2 separate regions of the Homo sapiens genome follow, and region 2 is linked to region 1. A link is an interaction called in ENCODE POLR2A ChIA-PET data of the cell type or tissue named here. Cell type or tissue: GM12878. All regions are shown on one strand.

Region 1 (8,000 bases):
TTCTACAAAATAACACATTAGAATTTTATCAAGATTGCCTTGAATCTATAGATCAATTTGGGGGGAATTGACATTGTAACACTATTTAGTCTTCCATTCCATGAACACGGTATATCTCCTAATTTATTTAGATCTTATTTCAGTGTTTTCTGGTTTTCAAGTGTCAGATCTTAGGCATATTTGGTTAGATATATACTTATATATTTAATGATTTTGATCCTATTATATTCAGTAAGTTTTTCTTTGAATTTCAAATTCCAATTATTTATGGGTAGTATTTAGAAATACTATTAATTTTGTATATTGAATCCTATGACTTATGAAACTCACTTATGAGTTCTAATAGCTTTTTCATAGATTCTTTTGGGTTTTCTATGAAGATAATAATTTCTTCCTTAAATAGAGATGATTTTGCTTCTTCCTTTATACTTACAGACCTTTTATTTCTTTTTATTGCATGATCATGCCAGTTAGGACCTCCTATACACTCCTGAATATGAATGGTGGGAGAAAACATCCTTGCCTTGTTTTCAGTCAGTATAATACTGACTGTTGGTTTTTTGAAGATGTTCTTTATCAGGTTAAGGAAGCTCCTTCTATTCCTAGTTTTGCAAGAGGTTTTTTCATATTTTCTTAAAAAATTATGAATGAATATCATCAGTGCTTTTTCTAGAGATGTTGATATGGTAAAATACATTGATTGGTTTGCTAATGTTGGACTATCTTTCCATTAATGTAATATAATGACATATTATCCTTTTCATGTATTGGTGGATTCAACTTGCTAATTTTTTGAGGAATTTTGCATTTAAGTGCTTGGAGGATATTAAACCATAGTTTTTTGTTTTTTTTTTTTCTTATAGTGCCTTTTTCTGATTCTGGTATCAGGCTTATATTGGTCTTTTAAAATAAACTGGGAAGTATTTTCTCCTCATCTTTTTTTCAGAAGAGTTTGTGTAGAATTAGTACTAATTCGTCTTTGGTATTTGGTAGAATTCACCAGTAAAACCATCTTGACATGGAGCTTTCTTTGTCAGAAGATTTTTTTAATTGGAATTAAGTTTATTTAGTAGATATGGGAGTATTCAGGCTAATAGTTTTCTCACTCTTTAATAGTTTGTGTCTTTCAAGGCATTTGTCCATTTTATCTAGTTTTTACATTTCTGGACATAAAGTTGTTTATAATATTCCCTTATTATCTTTAATCTCTGTAGTGATATTCTCTCTTTCAGTCCTGATAGTATTAAATTGTATCTTCTGTCTCTTTCCTTTTCTTCACCAGTATGCCTAAAGGTTTTTCAATTTTTTTATTCTTTCAAAGAACCAATTTGTTGCTTTCTCGATTTTCTCTTTTGTGTTTATGTTTTCAGTTTCATTGATTTATGCTTTTATGTTATTTCCTTCCTTCTGTTTGTTTTGGGGTTAATTTTCTTTTATTTTCCTAGTTTCATAAAATGAAAGTTGAGTTCATAGATTTGAGATTTTCTTATTTTCTAATACAAACATATAATGCTGTAAGTTTTCCTTTAAGTACTTCTTTAGCTGCCTCTATACATTTTGATATATTGTGTTCATTTTCATTCAATTCAAACTATTTTCTAATTTCCTCTTTCACTCATTGGTTGTCTCGTGTTGTTTAATTTTCAAGTATTTGGGGGATTTTCCATACATAATTCCTGTATTGTTTCTAGTTGAATTCTGTTGCAGAAACTGTATTTTGTATGATTCCAATTCTTTTAAATTTTTTGAGGCTTGTTCTATGGCCCAGGATATATTTTATATTGCGGAAACTATCACCATTGTAATCCATGTCAAACTAAATACTACTATTTCTTTCTAATTTCTCATACCTTTTCCTTGCGTATTTCTCTAAACAGCACCTCTTAAGGGTGACCACTGAAAAAATAGGAATGTTATTTATAATTTTTCAGCTAGTAAAGAGGATGAAAAGGAATAAAGGAAACTCCAAACTTGATTAATTCAATAGTAGACACAAAATAAGAAACAGGCAGCCTTATTATATTTGTACTACACATAATGAAACAGACACCTGAGATGTTCAGTAACATGCCCAAGGTCAAGCAGCATGTAAGTGGTGGATCTAGTATTTAAATCAAAGTTCCACGCCAGAGCTCAAGACTGTGACCACTGGAGTGTACAGTCTCCCTAGAGATGTGTTGAGATAAATTAGGCTAAAAGGAAGAACATTTGACCAAATGAATCAGCATTATTTTTTCTTGAGCTTTATTTTGACATTCACCTAACCCGGCTAAGCCAGCTTCTATTATTGCTGGAAGAATGACAATATCCATAAATAGACAATTACCTGCTTTTTTTTCTGAAATGTTTTATATGTTGAATTAATAAGCTATCAAGTAGTACCTTCTAAGAAAATGAATATTAACACTGGGTTTTTCTGTAAATTATGGAAAACTATGCTTTGCTTTTCCTCTTTCTGCCCTGCACCATGGAGATACTCCACAAGACATGAACTTTCACTCTACCTGCTTGTTCTCTGGATTCACTTAAAGCTTGCTTGCTGCTTTTAGGAGGCCAAATCCAGAAAAATTCGGAAAGAACCTTGAGCTTCAGGCTTCATACTAACTCCTGAGCATATAGAGACTCGAATCAAAGAGAAACAGGCATAATTCAGCAGTCCCTTGAGCTACCCGATTGTGTGTGTGTGTGTGTGTTTGTGTGTGTGTACATGTGTTTAGAGGCAGGGTCTCGCTCCATCACCCAGGCTGCAGTACAGTTGTGTGATCATAGCTCACTGCAACTTCAACCTCCCTGGGATCAAATGATCCTCCTGCCTCAACTTCCCAAACAGCTAGGACTGCAATCAGATTTAGTGTGTTTTGAGAAAGCTCTATCAGGGTGGAAGTGGGAGGCCTTTTGGGATATCTATTCTAAGGGACTTTGAGTGGAAAAACAGGAGGATTTGAGGGAAGTATTGTTAGGTGCCAGCAAGTGACTTTTTAGACAGCTTTTTTGTATGTGGATGCATTATTTGCCAAGTTTTTTCCCTTTATTCTCTCTCAAATGTTGCCCTGGTTTAAAAGCTCATTAATTTATATGCAATCCAATGTGAGGATAAAGTGTAATTCAGAGGTGCAACATTCTGATCTCATTGTTTCCCACCAATTTGGTTAGCTAACCTCTGTACAAAATACAATCTTCAAACTACAACTTCAAGGCTTTAAAAATTGAGGATGAATGTTATTTTAGGCAAGCCACAGTTGCCCTAGATCCTGCCCCATGTTGTTTGAATGTGCCCTGCTTTGTATGAATAATTCCTGCATGTTGGCAACACCAAGAGATTTTTTGGAGCTAAAATACAACTCACAGTGTAACCACAGTAGGGCCGAGAGATTTGCCACACAGGGGATGTGGGCCCCTGGGGAAGCTGGCGTTCGTATTAAAGAAGCTCATTAGAGCTAAGGGTTAGCCACAAACCTGCTCCCTTGAGGGAAGAGAAACGCTAAATACATTTTTTCTCTCTCATTCCCACAGTTCAGAACAAAGGGTTTAAATCAGTCAGCTCTTGTTATCTGTGCTTGTGAGGAATGGGAACAGAATGGATAAGCCAGGTTCAGTGTCTTTAGTTTTAGTGAGTAGTCTTTACCCTACACCAGGGTGAACTTTTGCTGAACTGTTTCCAAGTAGCAAGGGTGCCTGGAATTGAAAGCCTCCCTTTCTTTCTTTCTTTCTTTCTTTTTTTTTTTTTTTGAGACGGAGTCTGCCTCTGTCGCCTAGGCTGGAGTGCAGTGGCTGCGATCTCGACTCACTGCAAGCTCCGCCTCCTGGGTTCACCCCATTCTCCTGCCTCAGCCTCCCGAATAGCTGGGACTACAGGCGCCCGCCACCACGCCCGGCTAATTTTTTTGTAGTTTTTTAGTAGAGACAGGGTTTCACCGTGTTAGTCAGGATGGTCTCTATCTCCTGACCTCGTGATCTGCCTGTCTCGGCCTCCCAAAGTGCTGAGATTACAGGCGTGAGCCACTGCGCTCAGCCGAAAGCTTCTTTTTCTTGGCACGGTGGCTCACACCTGTAATCCCAGCACTTTGGGAGGCCGAGATGGGCCAATTACCTGAGGTCAGGAGTTCCAGGCCAGCCTGGCCAACATGGTGAAACCCCATCTCTACTAAAAATACAAAAATTAGCTGGGCGTGGTGGTGGGCACGTGTAATCCCAGCTACTTGGGAGGCTGAGGCAATAGAATCACTTGAACCCGGGAGGTGGAGGTTGCAGTGAGTTGAGATTGTGCCACTGCACTCCGGCCTGGGCAACAGAGCGAGACTCTGTCTTAAGAGAAAAAAAGAAAAAGAAAGCCTCCTTTTCTTTCTGAGACAGGAAATCTGTGTTTAGCAGAGTCTCACCTTGGGCTTTGGGTGAAGAAAAAAGACTCCAATTCTTTGAAGATAGTAGAAGAGTTCCTCAGTTGTGGGGGGGTGCCAGATGGGTCCAAAGTAGGTTTATAGGTAAGCACATGCACACACACATACATATTTTTAAGTAAAAATGGAGAGGAAAAATAAAGAAATAGGAAAATAGAAGAAAATAAAGGACTAGAAGAGGGAAGATGAGAGACCACAAAAATTCTAAAACTTACCATATTTCACTAAATCTAAAGGCATCATAGATTGTTACTTTATGTACCACTATGAAAGAAAAAATGCTCTAAATTAAGCCATGATTTGACATGGATTGTATGTAAGATGCATCTTGATTTGGGAGATATTATAACAAAAAATGTGTAACTTGGAGTTAGTGAAAATTGGTAGCGCCTCATCTTTTTCAGCAATTTTATTTGCAAGTGTTCAAATAGCTGAAATATAACAGAAAACATTGTCTTTACTCTTTGGTCATTTAAAAATCTTGGGTCCTGTGCCGGGTGCAATAGCTCACGCCTGTAGGATCCCAGCACTTTGGGAGGCTGAGGCAGGCAGATCACAGGGTCAAGAGATAGAGTCCATTCTGGCCAACATGGTGAAACCTCACCTCTACTAAAAGCACAAAAATTAGCTGGACGTGGTGGTGTACACCTGTAGTCCCAGCTACTCGGGAGGCTGAGGCAGGAGAATCTCTTGAACCCAGGAGGTGGAGGTTGCAGTGAGCCAAGACTGCGCCACTGCACTCCAGCCTGGTGACAGAGCAAGACTCTGTCTCAAAAAAAAAAAAAAAAAAATTGGGTCCCGCAATATCACTTCAATACTCTTTTGCAAACAGTTGGGTATTTCCTTTGAAGCTACAGATTTTTTCCATGTTAGTGTCTAAAATATTTTTTAACATCCTCAAAACATTTTTGCAGACTTCAAAGGGAGAGTTATTAACTAAAGAGTACATCAGGAATAGGCCTGGGTGGTTTGAATCAGTTCATATAAATCATTAAAAATTAATCAGAAGTATTTATGAAAACCAGAACATAATTTCTCTGTGACCTCTGGATAGAAACGCTGAAACATCTGTCTTATTCCTATGTGTACTGAAACAAAGAGTATTGACAGTCCTGTTTTCTCTTTGACTTTTGGTTTTTAAGAGGTATTTATGATGGGCTTTCAGCAGGGCATGGATGAAGAAACTTGGCATGAAACAAATATCTAGTTTGGCCTAAAAAGAGATCATCTAGCATTGCTCTAGGCAAGTTTACTCTGAGATAGTTAATTCTATGAAGTGAAATTTTTTTTTAAAGTGAAACCAAAGCCCATTTATGTAATAAGGTTAATCTCAGTATTTTTTGTTATCACTCCTTACAGCCTTTTTATTTTATAAATATCCATGCATTTTCTTGACATACATTCTTCATATTCAAATTTATTCCTCTAGAGAGATTCTCATTAGAGTTTGTTTTTCCTTGTGAAAAGCAAACACTGAGAGGGAAAATAAGAGAATGATGCAGAAGGAATTATTAAATTATAGTATCAATCCAGTGTTGAGAGATCACTCTGGGGACAGAGCTGTGCTCAACTTAGCTGACTGCAACAGGCTGGGGTTGAATCCAGGACCAGGAACAGGACCCGGCCCTGGAGCAGACATCTCGGGGAATGGACTCACTCTGCTACAGATGTGAGTTGAAGTCCAGTGCAGCAGGGGTCATAAGTAGTTGAAAGATGGATGAAATGGCCGGACGCAGTGGCTCATGCCTGTAATCCCGGCACTTTGGGAGGCCGAGACAGGCAGATCACTTCAGCTCCGGAGTTCGAGACCAGCCTGGGCAACATGGTGAAATGCCAGCTCTACTGAAAATACAAAAATTAGCCAGGTATGGTGGCGGGCGCCTGTAGTCCCAGCTACTCAGGAGGCTGGGAAGGTTGCAGTGAGCTGAGATTGTGCCACTGCACTCCAACCAGGGTAACAGAATGAGACTCCGTCTCAAAAAAAGATGGATGAAAGATCACAGCCTTCAGAACTCCAAGTATTAGGTAGCCAGTATCAGCCCACTTGTGTATGTTGGTACCACTGCTAATAAAACATAATATTCACTGAGTACTTAGGGCCAACTATTGTCCTAAGTGCTTTATATCTATTAGCTTATTAAGCCCTTGCAAGATCCTTATAAAGTTTCACAGGTAAGAGCATGGAGGCCAGAGGGGTTAGCTGGGTTCCCAAGAACACACAGCTAGAAGTGACATCCAAACTAGGTCCTTTAACACCATGTCTGTCTCCTGGATCTGTGGAAGAGGAAAAGGACTCCAGTCCCTAGGAGGTGGACTGGCAGGAGAAGAAAGCCCTCTAGTTCTGCAGGAGTACTGGGCAAGTTCCCAGGAAGAGACGTGGGCACAGGACAAGGGACAAATCCAGAGCACACAGTGGATACTGGAACTTGGGAACAGAGCAGAAAGACCAAAACCATTGTGAGAGGCATAACATTCAGTTGCTGGGCATCAGACTCCAGTTGGCTGCCTAGCAGTTCCACAGAGTTCCAACCCCACCTAAGGTCGGATTTCTTCCTAGCGATTTGATGAGGTCGAGCCAGTAGATGAAGTGGGGATAGGATAGGGAGCAAGTGACTTAACAGTTAGGAGGGAGGAAGCTGGAAACTAGGAAGGGTCAGACCCACAAGAAAGTGTATGTGTTATTAGTATTAATCACAACAGATGCCTGAAGATTTCAGTTGTATTTCACGTTGTCTGCATTTCCTCCGTTTATCATTTGAAAGCTTGCTGGTCCCATGAAACTTAAGCATGCTATGTATATATACAAAAAATATGCTTGTATTAATCTGTTCTCATGCTGCTAATAAATACATAACTGAAACTGGGTAATTTATAAAGGAAAGAGGTTTATTTATTTTTTTAATTATATTTTAAGTTCTAGGGTACATGTGCACAATGTGCAGGTTTGTTACATAGGTATACATGTGCCATGTTGGTTTGCTGCACCCATTGACTCGACATTTACATTAGTTATTTCTCCTAATGCTATCCCTCCGCCAGCCCCCGACACCCCCTCCACAGGCCTCAATGTGTGATGTTCCCCGCCCTGTGTCCATGTGTTCTCATTGTTCAACTCCCACCTATGAGTGAGAACATGCAGTGTTTGGTTTTCTGTCCTTGTGATAGTTTGCTAAAAATGATGGTTTCCAGCCTCATCCATGTCCCTGCAAAGGACATGAACTCATCCTTTTTTATGGCTGCATAGTATTCCATAGTGTATATGTGCCACATTTTCTTAATCCAGTCTATCATTGATGGACATTTGAGTTGGTTCCAAGTCTTTGCTATTGTGAAGAGTGCCACAATAAACATATGTGTGCATGTGTCTTTATAGTAGCATGATTTATAATCCTTTGGGTATATACCCAGTAATGGGATCCCTGGGTCAAAGGTATTTCTAGTTCTAGATCCTTGAGGAATCACCACACTGTCTTCCACAATAGTTGAACTAATTTACACTCCCACCAACAATGTAAAAGTGTTCCTATTTCTCCATATCCTCTCCAGCATCTGTTGTTTCCTGACTTTTTAATGATAGCCATTCTAACTGGAGTGAGATGTTAT
Region 2 (8,000 bases), 220 kb after region 1:
ATCAGGGAAAATCTTCCTGGGAAGATTGTGTCTAAGCTAACTGAGGAAGGAGTTAACTAGGTAGAAAGAAGAGAAGAATGTTGTGGCACAGGGAACAACTTTAGATTCTGAATATGCTACAGCTAGGGAGAATATCTATTATCTCTAGAATACTAGGGAGAATATTTAATGTCTCACTAGATACTCTCTATCTAGAGATTCTACATATAGTATATCTAGAATATTTATATCTAGAGATACTGGATATTCTCCCTAGCTGTAGCTTATTCAGCTACAAGACCAGGAAGGGAAAAATATAGAAGTGAGCAACAGCCTTTATTGAGTCCTTTCAATGTACTCAAGTTAGTTTTCTCAGAAAGAACAACTTTTGTTTTTACCCATATTTCATCAGTTTCCATACCATCTACATTACATTATTACCAAACACAAAACAGACATAAAGAGATATGTGCAAAAATAAAACTGACTTATGTTAAGCTTGAATGTCACTTGTTGGGAGCAGAATTGAGTGTCTAGATTATCTTCCCAGTTGTAAGAGTTGAGCTTGCAGTACGGTTGGATTCAGTTTGCAGGTATTTTGTTGAGGACTTCTGTGTCTGTGTGCGTCAGGGATATTGGTCTGTAGGGTTTTGTTGTTGTTGTTGTTGTTGTTGTGTCCTTGTCTGGATTGTTTTTTTTTTTTTTTTAAGAGAAGGTTTTGCTCTGTCACCCAGCCTGCAGTGCAGTGACATGAACATGGCTTACTGTAGCCTCGACCTGCTGGCCTCAAGCAGTCTTTCTGTCCAGTCTCCTGAGTAGCTGGGACTACAGGCATGCACCATCACACCTGGCTAATTTTTAAATTTTTTTTGTAGAGATGAGGTCTCACTGTTTTGCCTGAGCTGGTCTTGAACTCCTGAGCTCAAGCTGTCCTGTCGTCTCAGCCTCCCAAAGTGCGGGGATTACAGGCATGAGACGCAGTGCCCGCCCCCTTTTCCAGTTTTGGTATCAGGGTGATACTGGCCTCATAGAATGAGTTAGGGAGAATTCCTTATTCCTTGATTTCTTAGAACAGTTTCAGGAGGATTGGTATTAGTTCTTTTTAGTTCTTTGTATGTTTGATAGAATTTGGCTGTGAATCCATCTAGTCCTGAGCTTTCTTTGTTGGGAGATTTTTTTAAATTACTGATTGAGCCTTGCTACTTGTTATTGATGTGTTCAGGTTTTCTATTTCTTCTTGGTTCAACCTTGAGTGGTTGTATGTTTCTAGGAATTTATCCATTTCCTCTAGGTTTTCTAGTTTGTGAGCATAATTGCTGTTCATAATAGTTTTTGATGATCGTTTGTATTTCTGTGGTATCAGTTGTAACGTCTCCTTTTTCATATCTGATTTTTTTATTTGGGTCTTCTCTCTTTTCTTTGTTACAACCTCTATGGAAAACTGTGTGGAGATTTCTTAAAGAAGTAAAAATGGAACTACCATTTGACCTAGGAATCTACTCAAAGGAAAAGAAATCCACTTATCAAAAAGATATCTGCTCTTGTATGTTTGTTGCAGCACTATTCACAGTAGCAAAGATATGGAATCAACCTAAGTGTCCATCAGTGGAGGAATAGACAAAGACAATGTGGTATATTTGGAATGGAAGACTATTCATGGAATACTATTCAGCCATAAGAAAGAATGAAATTATATCTTTTGCAGCAATGTGGATGGAACTGGAGGACATTATCTTAAGTGAAACAAACCAAGCACAGAAAGTTGAATATTGCATGTTCTCGCTCATAAGTGGGTGCTAAAAATTTGTACACATGGGTGTAGAGAGTGGAAGGATAGACAATGGAGACTCAGAAGGGTGACAGAGTGGGAGCAGGTGAATGACGATAAATTAGTTAATGGGTACAGTGTGTGTTATTTGGGTGATAAATATACGAAAAGCCAACTTGACCACTACACTATCTATGCAGATAACAAAATTGCATATGATACCCCATAAATTTGTACAAATAATAATAATAGAGTTGAGCCATGGGATCAGCCAGTATTCAAGAATTAGCCAGGAAATCAAGAATTTTGGTTGGTCTAGCAAGTCAGTTAGGCAGAGTTCAATTAAGCCAGCATCTATGGTAATTATAGTTTTGGGAGTTGATGAGGTCATTGAGGGAGGGAAGAGGGTCAAAGTCCAGAATCTGAGGAACACCACCAATTAAGGGACGGACAGAGGCCGACAAACCAGCCACCAAGGCGAACTAGTTAGAAACAAGCTTTTCAGTAGCCTCAGTTTTCAGATTTTGAGGACTTTGAATTTGATCTTTATATTTAGCCTTTGGCAAGCTTCCAGCAGCAGCATTGTTTAACCTAGCTTCTCTCAAATTTATTTTGCTATTGAAGACTTTTTTTTACTTAACTGTAGTTTATATTCTGCATCCTATAAAACAAGTAGGAACATACTTGGGAAACACTGCTGTATACAGGCAGAAAGGAGCAACAGAAGGAATTTATAGAGTAGTCATATGATTAGCTTTTAGTTTAAAAGGTGCTTTTGTTAGTCCTGAACAGACAAGATTCCAGAGAGGGGTGACAGGATGTTTGGGAGACCAACTAGATGCCCTGTGATAATCCAGGAGAAAGTTGATGGGGGTCTGAATTTAGGCAGTGCCGGTGGAGTGGAAAAAGGACAGTTCATTATATGTTTTGGGAGAAGTGACATGATTTGGTAGCTAGATATGAGAGGTAAGGAAGGAGGAGTCTAAGATGACTCTGGTTTCTGTTTGGGTGACTAGGGGGATGAGTTGTACAGCCACTATGCAGATTAGGGAATAGAGGAGGTCGTGCAAGTTTGGAGGGAAGGTGATGAATTCAGTTTTGGACATGTAGTATGTAGGTGTATGTGCTTAGCAAGTGTTTAGTCACGCAGATTTGGAGCTTGGGAGAAAGGGTGGTGTTGAAGAGGGCTTTAGAAATAATTCATAGTTAAAATCACAGGTTGAGGTGACTTCACCTATGGAAGTGTAAGAAATTAGAGGGAGGTCAAGGATAGAATTCTGATTTAGACAGAAAGGGGTGATCATCTTGAAACTATTAATCATTTATTAGATATCTGTTAGACACTGTTTTAAGCATGTTACAGATGTTATTTCAGATTAAACCTCGTGAAGGTATGTCTCCATCTTACAAATGAATGATTTGAAGCTTAAAGGATAAGTCTTTAGCCTCCTTGGTCATACATCTGTCTTATTAAGATCTAGGCTTTTCTCACATTGCTACATTGCCTTTTGCAAAGAAGTAATAGTTAAAGAAGTAGTAAGAGAACAAAGAGACTGGAACTGTGGTACCCAGGATGAGAGCCATTGAAGGAGTTGTTAGCTCTGTGTGGCGCTACTGAGAGGTTAAGAAAGGACGGAGTACCCTTTGGTACCCTTGGGATCAAGTCAGTGTGAGCGTCATTGATGATGGCACAGCCTTGTGTTGGAATTTGTTTGCTGTGGACCGGAGCCAGCATAGTTGATTGATTTATATACCACCTCCCCAGGTTGTGTTTTCATTGAATGACTAAAGATGCCCAGAAAAGAAGGAAAAAGCAATAACCTTTTACAAATTAAATAATGTTAAATACTCAGTAAGAATTTTATGAAAACTTTCCTTCATGATCTAATAATTTAAATGTACTGGTGGGAACTACATTTGGGAAGATGATGTCGTTCTGCCAGTTAGCTATTGCTGCTTAGACAGGAAAGGGAGGGGAAGATCTTATTTGTGGACCACATCACTGCAGAGCTCTCGTAACCCCGCTGCTCTGCTGACAGAAGCTGAGTCAGAGAAGAGATGCAGACTGTGCTATAGGCAGTCATGGCCCAGTTCAGGATTTTAGACTGCATGATCAACCACAATTGGAGTTTGTTGTGCAATCTGTATTGTGCATGGAGTGGTCAGGTTTGTTTCATAAGTGTGTATGTATATATTTGCTTTTTAATTCAAAACTGCTATGATGTATAAAGCAAAAGTAAATCAGGATATAAAAACACTGTCTTCTTGTAAGAGTAGGAAAGTAATCTTTTAGAATTTTTTTTTTGTCAAAATACCTGTTTAATGTGATAAATCTAATGATCTGAATTACTTTAAAAGAATTAAGTTAATTCTTAAGTAGCACAGATGAGACTATTTGCAGAGCTTTAAGTGGTGGAGGAGGGGAAGTTAGAATGAATTACTTAAAAGTGGCCAACAATTAAAGCAATATAATTGTAACATAAATGTTACATATTTTTGAAGGCATCTGACATTGTATTTATTAGAAAGTAGGCAAGATTTTGGAGTGAGTTGCTTTTTAGCTAGTTTTTCAGTTTTAGTGAAATATGGTTCTTGAGTTCTTTCACAGTGGGATTAAATGGAAGTACTTTTTAAAACTTTTTTGATTACTAGTCTGTTTAGAAAATGGTTATTTTGCAATAGAGAAAATCTGCTAGGTTAGCTATTGTCTGCTTTTGAGTGTTCTTCCCTAAGAAGCAAAAGCTCTTATTTTTCCCTTTATCCCTCGATCAACATTGTTATTATCAGACCTTTGTTGTTAATCGTAGATAATATTGTACAAATTCAGCATAATGGCTTCTTTTACAGAATAGAAAGCAACGTGAATGATAGCTTTTGTTCCAGTTATCAGTGAATCTTTAAAAACTATGAATTATTTACCTCGTAGGTTATTCATCACTTTGTGGGTATTTGTCTTCCTTACTAAAAACAAGTTATTTAATATTGTTTGAAATTTAAAAGGAAAACAGTTGAAAATGTAATTGAAAGCAATGAATGATAAATAAAGCACACTGACCATGCTTGCCCCAGCCCCAACCATTTCTCAGTTCTTCCATAACTGTGATGTGAGCTTCTTCGTTTATGATATGGAATTAGTTCCCAGTGGTACTTTGGGGTGTCCAATACTTTTCTTTATGTACTGTTTTCTCTATTCTGGAATGGTGAAAAAATATTTTCATAGTTTAGGCTGGGCATAATAGACTAATGTATCAGAGAAATCAGAGATGGAGAAGGTCATTTAGTCTCTGTTTGTTTCACCGTAAGATTGATCCCTCAATGCACTTTCTAGTCTGTGCCTAATGGATTTACATTACCGTAAAAAATATGGATTTTGAATGGCTGCTAAGAGGATAAAAGAAGATAGATACTGGAATTATCTTAACATGTAAAATTCATAATACCAGGAGCCTAACGAAGCTGAAACTTAAAATTTTTTAGCGTTTAGTGACTAGTTTACAGCAATTACTAAACTCATTAGTTAGTCTCATCATCAGAAAACTTTCTAGTTTGAGGTCTGAGACCTTTTTAAGACGTCTTCATTCTGGGTAATCCCAAAGGAATTTAATTTGAGTTGCAATAGAATCTAGGGGTGCATTGATCCAGTAAGCCAGCGATATCAAAAGTGCTTTTTTGGATGTGCCTTGGCCTGGGGTTTTTTGCTAGGATTGTTGTTGCTACCATCCTTGTGGTTTAGGTCTGATAATCAGCCATTTAGTTGCCAATGTCTCTGAGAAGAAGAGTTTTTAGGCCAGGCATAATGGCTCATGCCTGTAATACCAGCACCTTGGGAGGATCACTTGAGCCCAGGAGTTCGAGAGCAGCCTGGCCAACATGGAGAAACCCTATCTCTACCAAAAATAGAAAAATTACCACCAGACGCGGTGGCTCACACCTGTAATCCTAGCACTTTGGGAGGCCAAGGTGGGCAGATTGCCTGATCTCAGGAGTTCGAGACCAGCCTGGGCAACATGGCAAAACCCTGTCTCTACTAAAAATACAAAAAAAATTAGCCAGGCGTGGTGGCATGTGCCTAATAATCCCAGCTGCTTGGGAGGCTGAGGCATGAGAATCGCTTGAACCTGGGAGGCGGAGGTTGCAGTGAGCCGAGATTGTGCCACTGTACTCTGGCCTGGCAGTGGAGCGAGACTCTGTCTCAAAAAAGAAAAAAAAAAATAGAAAAATAAGTCAGGCATGGTGGTGTGCACCTATAGTCCCAGCTACTCGGGAGGCTGAGGTGGGAGGATCACCTGAGCGTGGGATGTGGAGGTTGCAGTGAGCTGAGAATGGGCCACTGCACTGCAGCCTGGGCCACAGAGTGAGACCCTGTCTCAAAAAAAAAAAAAAAAAAAGAAAAGAAAAAATGTAGAACTTAGCATAAAGTAAAAATGGCATATGACATCTCCTGTGGCTTCTGTGTCACCACTTAAAGTATTTGGTGGAGGTCACAAAATCAGTACTTTGGGAGCCAGGCAGTTGAAGAGTAAAGAAAGTGAGTGGATCACAGTCAGGGGTTAGACAATAGAGGCTGGTGGAGACCATGGATAACTAGAGATTTGGCTTTAGGAGATTGTTGTCATGTTGTACCCACTGTTGTCAGATCATTTAGATTTCAAGAGAAGCTGAAAATTTGAATTTTCATGTTAACGTGTCCTAATTTTTAAATGTTGATGACTAATTCAAGGTTTTCAAAATAGTGAGATCTAAGCAAAATACATCTGCTGACCAGATGTGGCTCTAGGCTTTTAGTGTGTAACCTCTTGTTTATAGGAATACTTAGGACAGCACTTGGTTTCTTTGAGTTTCACCGTTGAAGCTAAGCAGTAATCAAGGATGCTGCCGGATACCCTTGGAAAGCTTATGGTATAGGTCGGAAAGAAGTATGGGTGAGAGAAAACAAGTCGCAGAAAAGGCAGGATGGGAAGGAAGGAGAACAACTGAAGGAGACAGACAAAAGAAATGATACCATGGGAAGTGGGAGAGTGGCCATCATGTTTCTCAGGTTGCATACTGAGAATTCTGCAAGGTAACATTACTTATTAAATATTACCACTGTTGTATGGAGGCAGTATAGTGTTATAGTTGAAAGTGCAGAGTTTAGTGCCCAAGAACTGAATTCAAGGCCTGGAGTTGTTCCTGGCTCTGTGGCAGTGGTATGGCTTGAGTGTTACTTGCCTTCTCCTCTCTGACAGTACCAACATCAGGGATTGTTGTGAAGTTTAAAATGAGATAACCTGGATATAGCATTTAACATAGTGCTGGCGTGTTGAGTGCTTAATACATGCTTACAATTATTATTAGCGTATTCTAAGTTGGTATAGGTGATGTTATATGAGATTTACATTAAAAGTAAAGAGATGGTAGTAAAAAATCCATTAATTTAATTTTAAAAATTACAAATGCATGGTCACTTGTAAAAACTGGAAAATTAAAATTGGTTTACTTAATTAAATCCTTCAAATTCAACTCCTGTTAATATATTGATACTGCCATTTTTTTTCACCCAGTGTGTCTAGTTTGTGTGTGGGTTTTACAAGTTGGAATATTATGTACACTTTTCCATTTTAGGACATCATTTTCAATGCCTATATAATATAGAGTGTAAAGTACAGTGTATAATATTATACACTATAATATAAACTATGTATTATGTGTGTGTGTATATATATTGAAACCATTTATCTGTTGAACATTTAAATTGCTTCCAGTGTTCTGCTCTTATAATGTGTGGTGAATATCTTTGTGTTTTAAACTGTTTCCTGTTCAGGATTATTTTCATAGGATACAGTCTTAGAGGTGAAATTACTGGGTCATAGTGACACTATTTTTAGGATATAACTTTAATAACAGCCTGGGCAATATAGTGAGACCTCATCTTTACAAAACAATTAGCTGAGTATAGTAGTGCACACCTGTAGTCCCAGATATTTGGGAGGCTGAGGTGGGGCAATTGCTTGAGCCGGGGAAGTGGAGGTTGCAGTGAACCGAGATTCTGCCACTGCACTCCAGCCTGGGTGACAGAGCAAGACCTTGTCTCAAAAAACCAAAAAACAAAAAACCAAAAAAAAAACCTTAAAACAATACATTTTTTGTATTCTGAAGATCTTAGAGAGGTGATTGTTCTTGGGCTTCTTGACAGATGAGTGAATTTTAAAAAGTTGTAGATTACAATACTGGTTATTCCCATACCACAATTAAGAATGGAGGTATTGGCCAG

Evidence for each region. Peaks named below come from ENCODE experiments on the same cell type or tissue, not always from the same donor. Only the 100,000 strongest peaks of a DNase experiment are listed, where the experiment ranks them.
Region 2: POLR2A ChIA-PET joins it to region 1 with 17 read pairs; 2 of 35 experiments call an interaction of 5 or more read pairs at or near these places.

What each region holds. Positions count from the first base shown.
Region 1 is chr10:24,924,770-24,932,769 of GRCh38, reverse strand. The region is part of intron 3 of PRTFDC1 (phosphoribosyl transferase domain containing 1); the gene reads left to right. Among named protein-coding and RNA genes, the nearest start is that of PRTFDC1, 24 kb to the left of the region's middle. In GM12878, no CTCF peak of the experiment used is centred here; DNase peaks (open chromatin) are centred at 2,149 and 3,449.
Region 2 is chr10:24,702,425-24,710,424 of GRCh38, reverse strand. All of the region lies in intron 2 of ARHGAP21 (Rho GTPase activating protein 21), which reads left to right. Among named protein-coding and RNA genes, the nearest start is that of ARHGAP21, 17 kb to the left of the region's middle. In GM12878, no CTCF peak of the experiment used is centred here; no DNase peak of the experiment used is centred here.